Regions from separate parts of the Homo sapiens genome. Here region 2 is linked to region 1. Evidence: chromatin contacts called from ENCODE Hi-C or POLR2A ChIA-PET data. All regions are on one chromosome and are shown on one strand. Each heading gives the region's core, a stretch centred on a gene start or an enhancer-like site at or near the end of the contact. The rest is flanking DNA. Distances are from core to core; before and after follow the strand shown.

Region 1 (6,393 bases), core at 1,506-4,005:
ATCCCATGAGTTTTGAAATGTTGTTTCCATTTTTGTTTGATTAAATAAATTTTTAATTTTTAAAAATTTCTTTACTGACCTACTGGTCATTTTGGAGCATATGATTTGATTTCCATGTGTTGTATAGTTTCCAAGTTCCTCTTGTTTTTGATTTCTAGTTTTATTCCATTGTGATCACAGAAGATATTTGAAATGATTTTATTTTTTAAGTTTTTAAGATTTGTTTTGTGTCCTAAGTCTATTATTAGGAACCATCCTTGTGCTGAGGAGAAAAGTGTGTGTTGTGCTGTGTCATTGAATAAAATGTCCTGTAAATATCTGTTTTTTCCATTTGGTCTATAGTGCAGTTTAAGTTTGATGTTTCTTTGTTGATTTTATCTCTAGACGGTCTGTCCAATGCTGAAAATGGGGTATTGAAGTCTCCAGCTATTATAGCTTTGGGGTCTCTCTTTTAGCTTTAATAATACTTGCCTTATATATCTGAGTGCTCCAGTGTTGAGTGCATATATATTTACAATTCTTATATAGTCTTGATGAATTGACCCCTTTATCCTTACACAATAATGCTTTTTGTCTTTTCTTATGGTTTTTGTCTTCAAATCTATTTCATTTTACGAAATTATAGCTTCTCTTGTTCTTTTTTGGTTTCTATTACCACAGAAAATCTTTTTCCATTTCTTATTTTCAGTGTATTTTTGTCTTTATAGGTGAAGTATGGTTCTTGTAGGCAACAGATAGTTGGGTCTTGTGTTTCATTGTTTAACCCAGTCAGCCACCCTATGTATTTTGATTGGAGAGTTTAGTCCATTTACATTCAACGTTATTATTGATAAGTAAAAACTCACTATTGCAATTTTGTTATCTGTTTTCTGCTTTTTGCATGGCCTTTTCTTCTTTCTTTCCTTCCTTCATTTCTTTCTTTCTTTCTTCCTGTCTTCCCTTTTGTGAAAGAAATATTCTCTGGTGGGATGTTTTAGTTTCTTGCTTTTTTGTGTGTGTGAATTCATTATAGGTTTTTTATTTCAGCTTACGATGAGGACTGCAAATAACATCATATAATTCATTATTTTAAACTGATAGCTAAACTCTGATTCCAAAAACAAATAAAGAAACTAACAAACAAGCAAAGAAAACCAATAAAAACTCCACTTTAAGCTCATCTTTCCTGCTTTTTAACTTTTTGTTGTTTCTATTTCTATCTGATTATATGTCTATGTCCTGAAAATTTTTGTCACTATTTTTGTTAGGTTTATTTTTTAGTCTTTCTACTCAAGATGCAAGTAGTTTACACACCACAATTACAGTGTTATAATATTCTGTGTTCTTACTATTACCAGTGGGTTTTTTACCTTGAGATAATTTCTTATTGCTCATTAAAGTCCTTTTCTTTATGATTGAAGAAGTTTCTTTAGAATTTCTTTTAGGACAGATCTGATGTTGACAAAATTCATCAGCTTTTATATGCCTGGGAAAGTCTTTCTTTATGTTTGAAGGATATTTTTAATGGGTATAATATCCTATGATAAAAGGTTTTTTTTTCAACACTTTAAATATGTCATGCCACTCTCTTCTGATAAAGTTTCCGCTGAGAAGTCTGCTGCTGGATGCATTGGAGATTCTTTATGTGTTGTTTCTTTCCTCTTTCTACTTGTATGAAACTTTGTTTATTTTGAACTTTGGGAGTTTGATTATTAAACATCTTGAGGTAGTCTTATTTGGGTCAAATATGCTGGTTGTGTCATAACTTTCTTGTACTTAAATATAGATATTGTTCTCTAAGTTTTTACAGTTTTGTTATTTATTGCTTTGAATAAACTTTCTAACCAAATCTTTGTCTCTATCTCCTAGTTAAGGCCAATAACTCTTAGATTTGTCCTTTTGAGGCTGTTTTCTAGATCTTGTAGGCATGCTTCATTTTGTAATTCTTTTTTATTTTATCTCCTCTGACTGTGTATTTTCAAATATCCTATCTTCGAGCTCACTATTCTTTCTGCTTGATCATTTCTGCTGTCTAGAGACTCTAATACATTTTTCATTTTGTCAATCAAATGTTTTAGCTTCAAAATTTCTGCTTGAGTTTTAAAATTATTTCAATCTCGTTGTTAAATCCATCTGACAGGATTCTGAATTCCTTCTCTGTTAATTTTTTCTGATCTTCCTCAAAGCAGCTATTTTAAATATTCTGTGTGAAAAGTCACATATCTCTGTCACTCCAGGATTGGTCACTGGTACCTTATTTAGCTCATTTGGTGAGGTCATATTTTCCTGAGTGGTCTCGAGCTTGTGGATGTGCATCAGTGTCTTGTCATAAAAGAGTTAGGTATTTATTTTAATCTTTGCAGTCAAGGCTTCTGTGTACCCGTCTTTCTTGAGAAGACTTTCCAAGTATTCAAAGGGAATTGAGTGTTGTAATCTAAGTCTTTGGGAACTGTAGCTGTATCTGCATTAGGTGACACCCCAAGCTCCATAACTGAGTGACTCTTGCAGACTCATAGGTGTGCTGCCTTTGTAGTCTCGGGTGAAATCTAGGATAATTCCCCAATTGTCTATCAGAGACTCTTGTTCCCTTCCCTTACTTTCCCCCAAATAAACAGCATCTCTTTCTCCATGCTGAGCTGCCTGGAGTTGGGAAAAGAGTGGCACAAGCACTCCTATGACTACCACCACTGGGAATGTTCTGGTCACACCCAATGCCAGCACAGTACTGGTTCTTGCCCAAGGCCTGTAACAACTATTACGTAGCTACTGCTGATGGTTATTCAATGCTTAAGAGTTCTTTAGTCAGCAGATGGTGAATCTAGCCAGGCCCATGTCTTTCCTTTCAGGTTATTGGTTTCCTTTCTGGACTGGAGTACATCTAGAAATGCCATCTAGGAACTAGTAGCTGTAATCAGGAATTTTAGGAAACTACTTGGTGATTTAATTTACTGTGGTTGAGCTGGTACCCAAGTTGCAAGACAAAGTCTTTTTTACTCTTCTCTCTCCTTACCTCAAGCAGAAGTCTTTCCCCACAGCCACTACCAACCCAGGCCAGTGGTGACTGTTGTGTGGCTACAACTGATGTTTATTCAAGGCTGAAACAGTCTTTGATCAGCAGGCGATGAATCCTGCATCTCTCCTTTCATAATAACAGGTTCCTTTCTGGCCCAGGGCAGGTCTAGAAATGCCATCCAGGAGCTAAGGCCTGCAATCAGGGATTTTAGGAGTCTGTGTGATGCTTTATTTTACTGTGGCTCAGATGGTATCCAAGTTGCAAGACAAAGTCCTTTTTACTCTTCTTGCTCCTTTTCTCAAGTAGAAGAACTCTCTCCCCATGGCCAACACAGCTGGCAATGTGCTTGGTCACACCTGAAGCCAGCACAGTACTGGATCTCACCCAAGGCCTGTGGTGACTCCTGCCTGGCTACCACGGATGTTTATTCAAGGCCCATGGCTCTTTAGTCAGCAGGTGTTGAAGCCTACCAGATGTGGGTCCTTCCCTTCAAGGCAATATGTTCCTTTCTGACCCAGGGTGGGTCTAGAAATGTCATCCAGTAGCTAGGGTCTGAAATGGGAGATTCAGGACTCTGCCTGGTACTTTATTTTGGTGTGGTTGAGCTGGTATCCAAGTTCCAAGGCAAAATCCCCTTTACTGTTCCCTCTGCTTCTCTCAAGCAGAGGAACTGCAAGCTTCATTGCCTAGGGTCTCCCTCAGAACTGCAAGCTTCATTGCCTAGGGTTGGGATGGGGTCATAAACTGACTCCCTTGGCTACTCCAGATGGTGTCTCACTGGATCACATACACCCCAAGCCCACTGGGTCCAAGCCTAGCTGAGCACTAGGAGTTGCCCAGGAATTGCTTTCCTTGTGGCCTAGACTGCCTTTCAAGATTATTTAGAACCCCAGAGCACTTTAGCCTTAGGTGACGGGGCTAGCCAGAACTCAGGTTCTGAATGCTGGGATGGGCAGTTCTTCTCTGGCTAGGGCTGGTCTTACATGCTTCCTCTGGTCACTAGCTGAATTCTGCCTTGTATTATTTTCTGCTGTGAAGCGGCACCCCTGAGTTCCAATGCAAAACCTCACAATCGCTTTACTTCCCCTTCCCCAAGCACAGAGTTTCTCTCCCCACCGCCCTGCCCTTCCATGGCACAAAGCTGCCTTGAGATGCAGTAGTATAGGTGATACAAGACTGTCTTTCTTACTTTTTTCAATGTCTCTCTCCTTGATATGATATTAAAACCAGGTAATGTGATCACTCACCTGATTTTTGGTTCTTATGAAGATGCTTTCTTGTGTGGATAGTTGTTCAATTTGGCATTCCTGCAGATGGGATGATTGCTAGAGGGTTCTGTTCAGCTATCTTGGTCCTTGATGTTGGTCTTAATACTATTATTATCATGGGTAAGCAAAAGGGAATTCAGAGAAGCTAACTACCAAAGTTACAAAGTTAGTTTCAGAATTAGAATTTGAATAAATTCTATCTTATTTGAAGCCTTTTTTTCTGTCTACTGAAATAGTTACTTCTCTATTAGATAGATGTTCAACAATATTTGCTTAATTAAATTAAAATGTTAATGTTTCTTTATAAGTAGAAGCTGAGCAACAGTGTAAGTCTAAACTTAGTTCATCTTCTTTTCTCCAAAAATTAATTACACTACTTTTCCCAAGTTTTGGCAACCATTTTCATGACTTAATATTATTTAGTTTTTCTGATTTTATTGCACAATTTTTTGTTGGTACAGGATGTGAAGCTAATGAGTAAGAGAGACAGGCTTTGAAGTGTCAGATACGTCTCAATTCTGAATCATTGAGTCAGTAAGCTAGTCAATTTTTAAAAATAATAACAAAGTAGAAAAAAATTAAAGTGGAGAAAAGGTCAAGAACATTTTTTTCTTCATGAGTTATACTTGCTTCTAAATGGTTTTAATGAATCATTTCAAATTTGAACAAGAAACAGGAGTCTGTTAATTAGAGATTTGGATTTAATGACATGGTTGCATAGGTATGGCACACAGAACATCTGTGTTCTAGTACCTAAGATTAATTTAATTTCTTTACAGGAGTCATTTATGTTTTTCTTCATTTTTAATAAATTGTTTCACTGCTCAAAATAACATCGTAGTTGTGAAGTCATTGGCATCTACACAGACAGAATGCTGTGAAGCTGACTCCACAGCCTTCACTTAACAAGTTCTTCATTCTCATAGTGGATCATATGCAAAAATAACAAGAAAATAAATGAGTTCTGAATTATGAAAGATACTACATTCTTTGTGCCATGTGAGGAGATCTAAGTATTAGTAAGTTTAATAAGTCATACACTATCCAATTGTAAAGTACTAGTTTAGGATTGGATCTTTTTTAGGTTTCACTTTACTTATTCTTTGCACTATTATACTTGTGAAACACAAGATAAGAACCAGTCTTATGAGTCTTATCCTTGCTGTCTAAGAAGTTTATTTAGATAAATAAATCCAGTTTTTTTACTCTCATTTAAAATTTAACTAAAATATACATACATATTTATTGGATATTTACCACGGATCAGACCTTGGGTAAAGCACTTTACATATTTTATTTGGTCCCACTCTCCACATTTATGGATGAGGAAACTGAGACTCAGTAAGGTTATAATAACTTGCTAATAATCACAAAGTTAACAAATGACAGAGCTGTATTAAAAGCAAGAATTTTTTCTAATCTGAGCCTTTGTTCTTTTTTTTTTTTTTTTAAGGTTTTTTTTCCCCCCATAGGTTATTGGGAAACAGGTGGTGTTTGGTTACATGAGTAAGTTCTTTAGTGGTGATTTCTAAGATATTGGTGCAGCCATAACCCAGGCAGTATGGACTGCATGCTCTTTGTAGTCTTTTATCTCTCAACCCCTCCCTACCCTTTCCCCCTGAGTCTCCAAAGTCCATTGTATCATTCTTATGCCTTTTTATCCTCATAGCTTAGTTCCCACTTATGAGTGAAAACATATGATGTTTGGTTTTCCATTCCAATCTCATCCGGGTTGCTGTGAATGCCATTAACTTATTCCTTTTTATAGCTTAGTAGTATTCCATCATATATATACACACACATATACATACACACACACACACACACACACACACACACACACCCCCCACAGCTTCTTTATCCATTTGTTGATTAATTGGCATTTGGGTTACTTCCACATATTTGCAATTGTGAATTGTGCTGCTATTAACATGTGTGTGCAAGTATCTTTTTTGTATGACTTCTTTTCCTCTGGGTAGATACCCAGTAGTGGGATTGCTGGATTAAGTGGTCACCTACTTTTAGTTCTTTAAGGAATCTCCACACTGTTTTCCGTAATGTTTGTACTAGTTTACATTCCCACCAGCATTGTAGAAGTGTTCCCTGTTCACCACAGCCAAGCTGACATCTATT
Region 2 (6,393 bases), core at 2,828-5,327, 44 kb before region 1:
AATGGAATTTCTCAGGTGAGTGTCCTCAAGTCACTGCTTTGCTTTGGAGTGTCATAAGCTCAGTCCCCTGAATTTGAAATCCACAATACCTAAAGGGTGACATTGCAGAAAACACTGCTAAACTAATATTGCAAAATAAATCTCAGAGAACTGGTCTAGAAATTAATTAAACTCTGAAAATTTATTCAGGATTGATTGATCTAAAGTAGAAATTGAGTACCAGAAGTGTTTCTTTAGCTGTCTCTGGATCAGTGGTTTTGACTTTTGGCTGCATATAGGAATTACATGAAAAGCACCTTAAAGAGTCCAATGACTAGGTGTGTGCGAGCCCTGACCAACTAAAACTGAACCAATAGGGAGAATACATAGTATTTGCAGCTCTTAAAAGCTCCCTATACTTTCTGAATTGAGAATGACGGATCTATACTAAGGCCCACCCCCCACTAACATACTGAAGTATAAAAAAGAATTAAAAAATAAATGAATACTCAGATGCCATTCTTCAAGAATGAATACACTCTGTATTCTTCAGCAATGCTTCTTCCTTGGATTCCTGCCTGTTCTTCCCCATGGTGAGGTAGGTTGAACACCTGAGGAACTCCCTTCTTTACTAGAAAGGCAAGAAATATTTCTTTCAGCCTGATTTATTTCTTGTCCTTTTGTTCCCCAAAGCCAAAGAAAGTAGCTTCTAATCTGGGGTCACTCTCATTCCCAAATCTTATTATAATGCTAAAATTGCAGCTCTTGAAAGGAGAAAAAAATAAGGAAGAATGAGAGCAAGAGCAAAAAAGAAGGAGAATGAAATAGAGACAGGAGAATGAAATAGAGACAGGAGAATGTAGGTACCTTTTTTCCTTGCATCAAAACCCTGGAATATAGTCATCTATCATGTGTCCTTCATTAGAGACAGACCAACGTACCTAGTGTCCTTCATTAGAGACAGACCAACGTACCTAGTGTCCTTCATTAGAGACAGACCAACGTACCTAGTGGATTTGAGTGAAGAGAAATGTGAGTAGGTGACCAAAAAGAACTGTTCAAATATCAATACAGTTACCATTTCTCATTGCTTCCATTTTCAAACTGAACATTTTGGGATCAAAAAGGTACCTCCTAAAGTACAGAACTCAACTCATTAGCCTTTAAGCAACATTTCCCAGACCTATGCTGACAAATGTATCTACTATGGAGGTCCAAATGGACATTTTTAAATTGTACATTCTGAATAAAATGATGCAATACGTGAGAAGAACTATGCTTGAAAAATTATTGGAGGCATTTTCTGTGTATTTTATATGGTGGGGATTGGTGACTTTGAGCTTAATACTCTGTATCAATCTAAACTGAATAATCTGGAAAGCAGGCACATCTGGGTACCTTTTACAAAATGTAAGAATTATGAGAGTGATGTTCTGGGAATACCACAGGGTTAGGCAATTCTTTCCGCATTTATCAAAAAGATGACAACTAATATACCAGCCCCTTTTAGAAAACAGCTAATTACAGAAAATATTTTTAAAAAAAGCAAAAATATTTGCATTTCTTTGGAAATATTGTCAGTATTGTATTAGATATCTAGCACGCTGAAACAATTAACAAGGTTTAATATCAAACAGCCATTTCTGAGAAAATGATAGCATTTCCTAGATTTATATTTCCCCAATATGGTGAATTATTTCTTTACTACAATAAATAGTAAAGAAAGCGGCCCAGATAAACATACTGTGCATCGTACATCTAAAGAAAAGGCAAAAAATGGAATAGAGAGTCAGATATATATGAAAATCTGAATTTAAGAAACAACAAATGAATGAATGAATAAATGTCACAGCAGAAATTAGAATAACACTCAAACCAATAAAAGGAATATTAGATACCCTAATATCAAAAACAATTTGGGAAGCCATCATAATTCAGATAATTTACCTGCATTGAATTCGGCTCTAGTTTGGATGCTGTGTGGTCGTGAGCAGCTAGCCTACCCTCTCTGACCCTTGGCTATATCATCTGTAGATAGAAAGCAGGAATGCTTCCCCAATCCCTAGGTTGTTCTGATAATTAAATAAATATAAAATTCCTAGCATAATGTCAGACACATAGTAAGTGCTCAATTTAAAACAATTTAATGTACCTAGTTCGGTGCTTATAACTTAATAGGTATTCACTGTGTTGGTTCTTTCATATGGGTTCAGACTGAAAAATCTCCATTCACAGTAATGCTCGGCATCTTGATGCAACTTGCGCACCATTAAGAAATTATAATTTAAATGGTCATTAGTGAAAATGCAAATAAAATTTTATGAATAGAAATAAATCAAGAATGGCAAAAAGTATTTACAACAGGAAAATTTCTGTAGGGAAAATAATATTTCTACTTAAGTATTTTAATTATTTGCATCATTGATGCAACAATTTTACTATGATGTCAATATGTCCTGCTTATCTATAATATTAGTACATTTTTACATAATAACTTATAAAATATTTTTACAAGTTTATGAGTATAACAGATGGCTGTGATGTTAAACAGGAACAGAAACTTTTTTGACCAGACATCCACAATGCATAACCTTCAGGCATAGTGTATATATTCTCAATACTAAGTACTCTCAATAATAAGCAATCTGGGAAACTTGGTGGCCATCTCTTTTTGACATAAAATGCAGAAAAATAGACTGGAATAATTACAGGCGATAGTTCTCCATCTTAGTTTTTTGTCAGAACCACCCATGCATTTTTAAAGCGCACATTTTTGAGATTCTATCTCAGACCTATTGAATCAGAATTCCCAGGTATGTGGTCCAGCCTCTGTAATTGCTTTTAAGCTCCAAGTGTGTTTCTTCTGGGTAGCCTGGATTGGGAACCTCTGAATGTGGGCTTGAAATAGACTGTTCTGTGATTCAATTCTAGGTCTGCCATTTCTATGTAACATATGTTTGAAAATTGATAGCATTAACTCCTGCTTCAAAGGGTTGCCAGAAGAATTAACGAATATAAAAGTGCCCTGATTATATTACACACAACAAAAATACCTATTATGTAAATATAGATTAACTAGATATAGAGAGAAATATAGACATAAGTATAGCTTAGATACAGATACAGCTCTTTCTTGATTAGCAACACTGAAAGTGCCCTAAGGAAATCCGTTAGACCCTCTGCTTTCTCTTGCTCTCTGTCACCGCATCCAACTCTGCCACATTTTGTGGGCACTTGCTGCCAGTAAAGAATAGGCAGTGGCCAAATAGTGACAGGTCGCCATCCCTGTTATGGTGCACAGTTAATCACAGTTATTGTGCACCATTCCATAATTATTTCTTACCACAAGCTGTGGAATCATCCTGCAGTAGTAATTGTGTGATTCCTTACATCTGATTCCTGCCTGGCTTGTTCATCTTCCATGATTGCACCAGCCAATAAAGAATAGTATGACCAGATCGTATCTGTGCTTTATAAATTCAGAGGAAGAGAGTTTACTGTGAAACTGTGTGATTCACTGGGTAATATTAATTGAGAAAGATGAAGCTCTGATATGGGCAGGGTAAATGTAAATTTTTGACTGATGAGTAATCGTTAGTGGTTTACTTTCAGGCATTTAGGCAGCCAATTAATCTCTGTTAGATTAATCTTGAATGAACTTTGAATGAATGAAGCCATGCATTCATCTAGTAGAAGATCTTCAGAAACTGACAGATTCTATTACTTAGAGAATCAGTATTTATATTTACCTTGAAAGCATGGAGATTTGAATATATCAAAAGCAAATATTCTAAAAAAATTCTAATGGAAAACTATGCCTGATAAGATGCTTATTATAATGTAATGAAAAAATATTTAGGAAATATTCAAAAATAGGAGAATAATTAATTAAATGTGTGACTCAGTGATGACTTAACTCTTTAAATGAAAATTGCTTCTCATCCCACAATGCTGACATTATCTTCTTAAAGAACTCAGGTTACACATGACTTCCCATCTCTACTCCCTTGTATACTTTATTGTGGTATGTTGTCCAGATTGCGACACCACCACTTTTTGGACTGAAGCACTCATTGTCTCAGCCACTGGAAGTACTGATAGCTGAATTCTTTTTGGCCAGCCCTACTCTAGTGTTTCCTTTTCCCAATCCACGACGACTCTGAAAGGTTATCTCAGTTCTAGAGCTCTGCAGAGGATTGGTTGAGGCCTTTGGAGTTCAATTCTCCCAAAGTCTGTCCGGCTCCAGTCAGGTGTTGGTCTGAGAGCATTCTCCAACCAATTTCCTGAATGCAAATTTCTTTCTCAGACACTGCTACTCAGGGAACAGGATCACCAAATTGCCTGGAGTGGTCACTTTTAAACAACCTGTACTGACGCAGCTCTCACTCCTCCAAATTGGGGTTTCAGCTACTGAAACCTGGAAACTGTGGCCTAAGTATTATTTCAAGTTCTATGAAGTATGTTGTCATACTTACAGCTTCACTTGCACTTTCTAATTTTACTTTTCAATAAATTAAATTGGAATTTAAACTACACAGAGGCAATAATTTAGGAAGATCAGTAAGTAAAAATTAAAAATGCCTTATCTTAGTTCCATTCCTATTCAGGCTCAGGCTCTAAAATCAGTTTAGCTGGTCTACTTTCATAAGCTTTTAATTGATCTGTCTGTCCCAATTATTTTCCCTCTCTAAACAATCTAATAAAGTCCTGAGATATAAATAATTCTTTAATACACACCCCGAAATTTGTCAGCTCAAAAAATTGCAGTAGTCCCAAAATGTCCCAGGAGTAAAGAAATAAACCCTGTATTATTCAACAACCTGGACCCAACCTAACTTTTCTAACCTAATGTAGATTTTGGTGTTTTTTTTTTTTTTTTTGGTTCTTACACATAACTTTTATTTTCTCCATTTCCAATTTCCTATGTTTCATTTCTTTAAAAATGTCTTTCCTCTATTCTAAAAGGCATGAATATCTATCAGGTGGAGTCCACATCAGACACCACTATTTTTGCAGTCTTACTGTATCTCTCTGGCCAGAGTGGACTTTTATTTCAAGCATCATATTTTATATTTGTGGTTTTCTTATCAATTATAACATTCTACCTTATATCAAGACATTAGAGGCCGTGCCTATTTATCTTTGCATCTCCCACTGTGCCTTCTTATAAAAAGTACTCAAAAACATTTTAAAATAAATCATAGAAAGTGAAAAGACATAAGAGAAATATACCATACTTGACACAGAATTTTTTTCTACCAATGAAACACCCTTGAAATATATAGAATCATTTTACTGAGTCAATAGTTATTGTTTATCTTTATTAACTAAAGCTGTTTTTCTCTTGCTGACTAAACTTTATGTCCTAAGTATAGCCCATTAATAATGTGTTTTCTTCAATATGCTGCAGCAGTCATCCATAAGGGAATAGTCTTAGCAATGCCTGCCACTCATGTTTTATCTCATGAGCTAAGATGCAGGTTTGAGGTATCACTTTGCTCACGTTAAAATATATCAATCAAAGTTATTTTTATGTATTTGGAGCTCACTTTGGCATATCAACAATCCAATTGCAATTGAGCCAGATTATGAAGCACCCAATTGCTTGATAAAGTATGCTATACCTTCAGAATTACAAGTAGATTTATATTTACCAATTTATATTCCTCGGTAGCCAAAGGAAAAATGAAATATGTTTTCTCAATTGCTGTTTTTATAAAACTACAGAAACAGGAGAAAAAAAAGTTGAACTTCAGCATTTTTTGGTTTGTCAGTCTTTGTCAATTAAATTTTTATTATTGTTACTAATACAATTTGCTTCGGGTAACTCTTAGCATTCTCTTCATTTCACCTTAGATATTTATTGATAATGGGGTAGCTGGAAGGAAATAGAGCATCTAAACTTTAAAAAGATAATAGTAAATTATCTTGCAGATACCTTAAATTTTGCCTCTAAAAATGAAGGTATCCTTTGCATTCAATTTATAAATTTGAATAATTTATTGTGATCCCAGCATAAGTCCTTATTCCTAAGGATGTTCCATGATTATTTTACTTAGGTTTCACAATTCCTTTATTAAATAAGTACATATGCTCAGGTTAATAATACTAGCATGGAACATGGCTAGCCTTTATAGCCAGCAAATTTATTCCAGGGCAACCTCTCTGTAATACTGCTTTTTGAAGAGCATATATATATACATATATATATATATATATATATATATATATATATATATATATATATATATATACATATTTATTTTTTTGAGACAGAGTTTCACTCTTGTTGCCCAGGCTGGAGTACAACAGCACGATCTTGGCTCACTGCAACCTCCGCCTCCCTGGTCCAAGCAATTCTTCTGCCTCAGCCTCCCCGATTAGCTGGGATTACAAGCACCCACCACAATGCCC

Evidence for each region. A loop is a pair of places that touch in the nucleus more often than their neighbours do. ChIA-PET counts read pairs that join two places held with the same protein, here RNA polymerase II (POLR2A). Pooled maps may share reads with other maps.
Region 2: a loop to region 1 is called in a map of PC-3, with 3 times the contacts of the local background. The contact joins two enhancer-like sites. A Hi-C loop is called at or near these places in 3 of 168 maps with a recorded cell type or tissue (MCF 10A, PC-3 and mammary epithelial cell) and 2 of 50 pooled maps. POLR2A ChIA-PET finds 5 or more read pairs at or near these places in 1 of 52 experiments (MCF 10A).

Annotation. Positions count from the first base shown.
Region 1 is chr12:59,925,598-59,931,990 of GRCh38, reverse strand. No RefSeq gene overlaps it. Among named protein-coding and RNA genes, the nearest start is that of SLC16A7, 330 kb to the right of the region's middle. Within about 2 kb of position 2,755, at least 2 of the 41 ENCODE cell types and tissues checked have a DNase peak (open chromatin) inside an H3K27ac peak, as active enhancers do; they include PC-3 and mammary epithelial cell, where a contact is called at or near this core.
Region 2 is chr12:59,970,820-59,977,212 of GRCh38, reverse strand. No RefSeq gene overlaps it. Among named protein-coding and RNA genes, the nearest start is that of SLC16A7, 380 kb to the right of the region's middle. Within about 2 kb of position 4,077, at least 2 of the 41 ENCODE cell types and tissues checked have a DNase peak (open chromatin) inside an H3K27ac peak, as active enhancers do; they include PC-3 and mammary epithelial cell, where a contact is called at or near this core.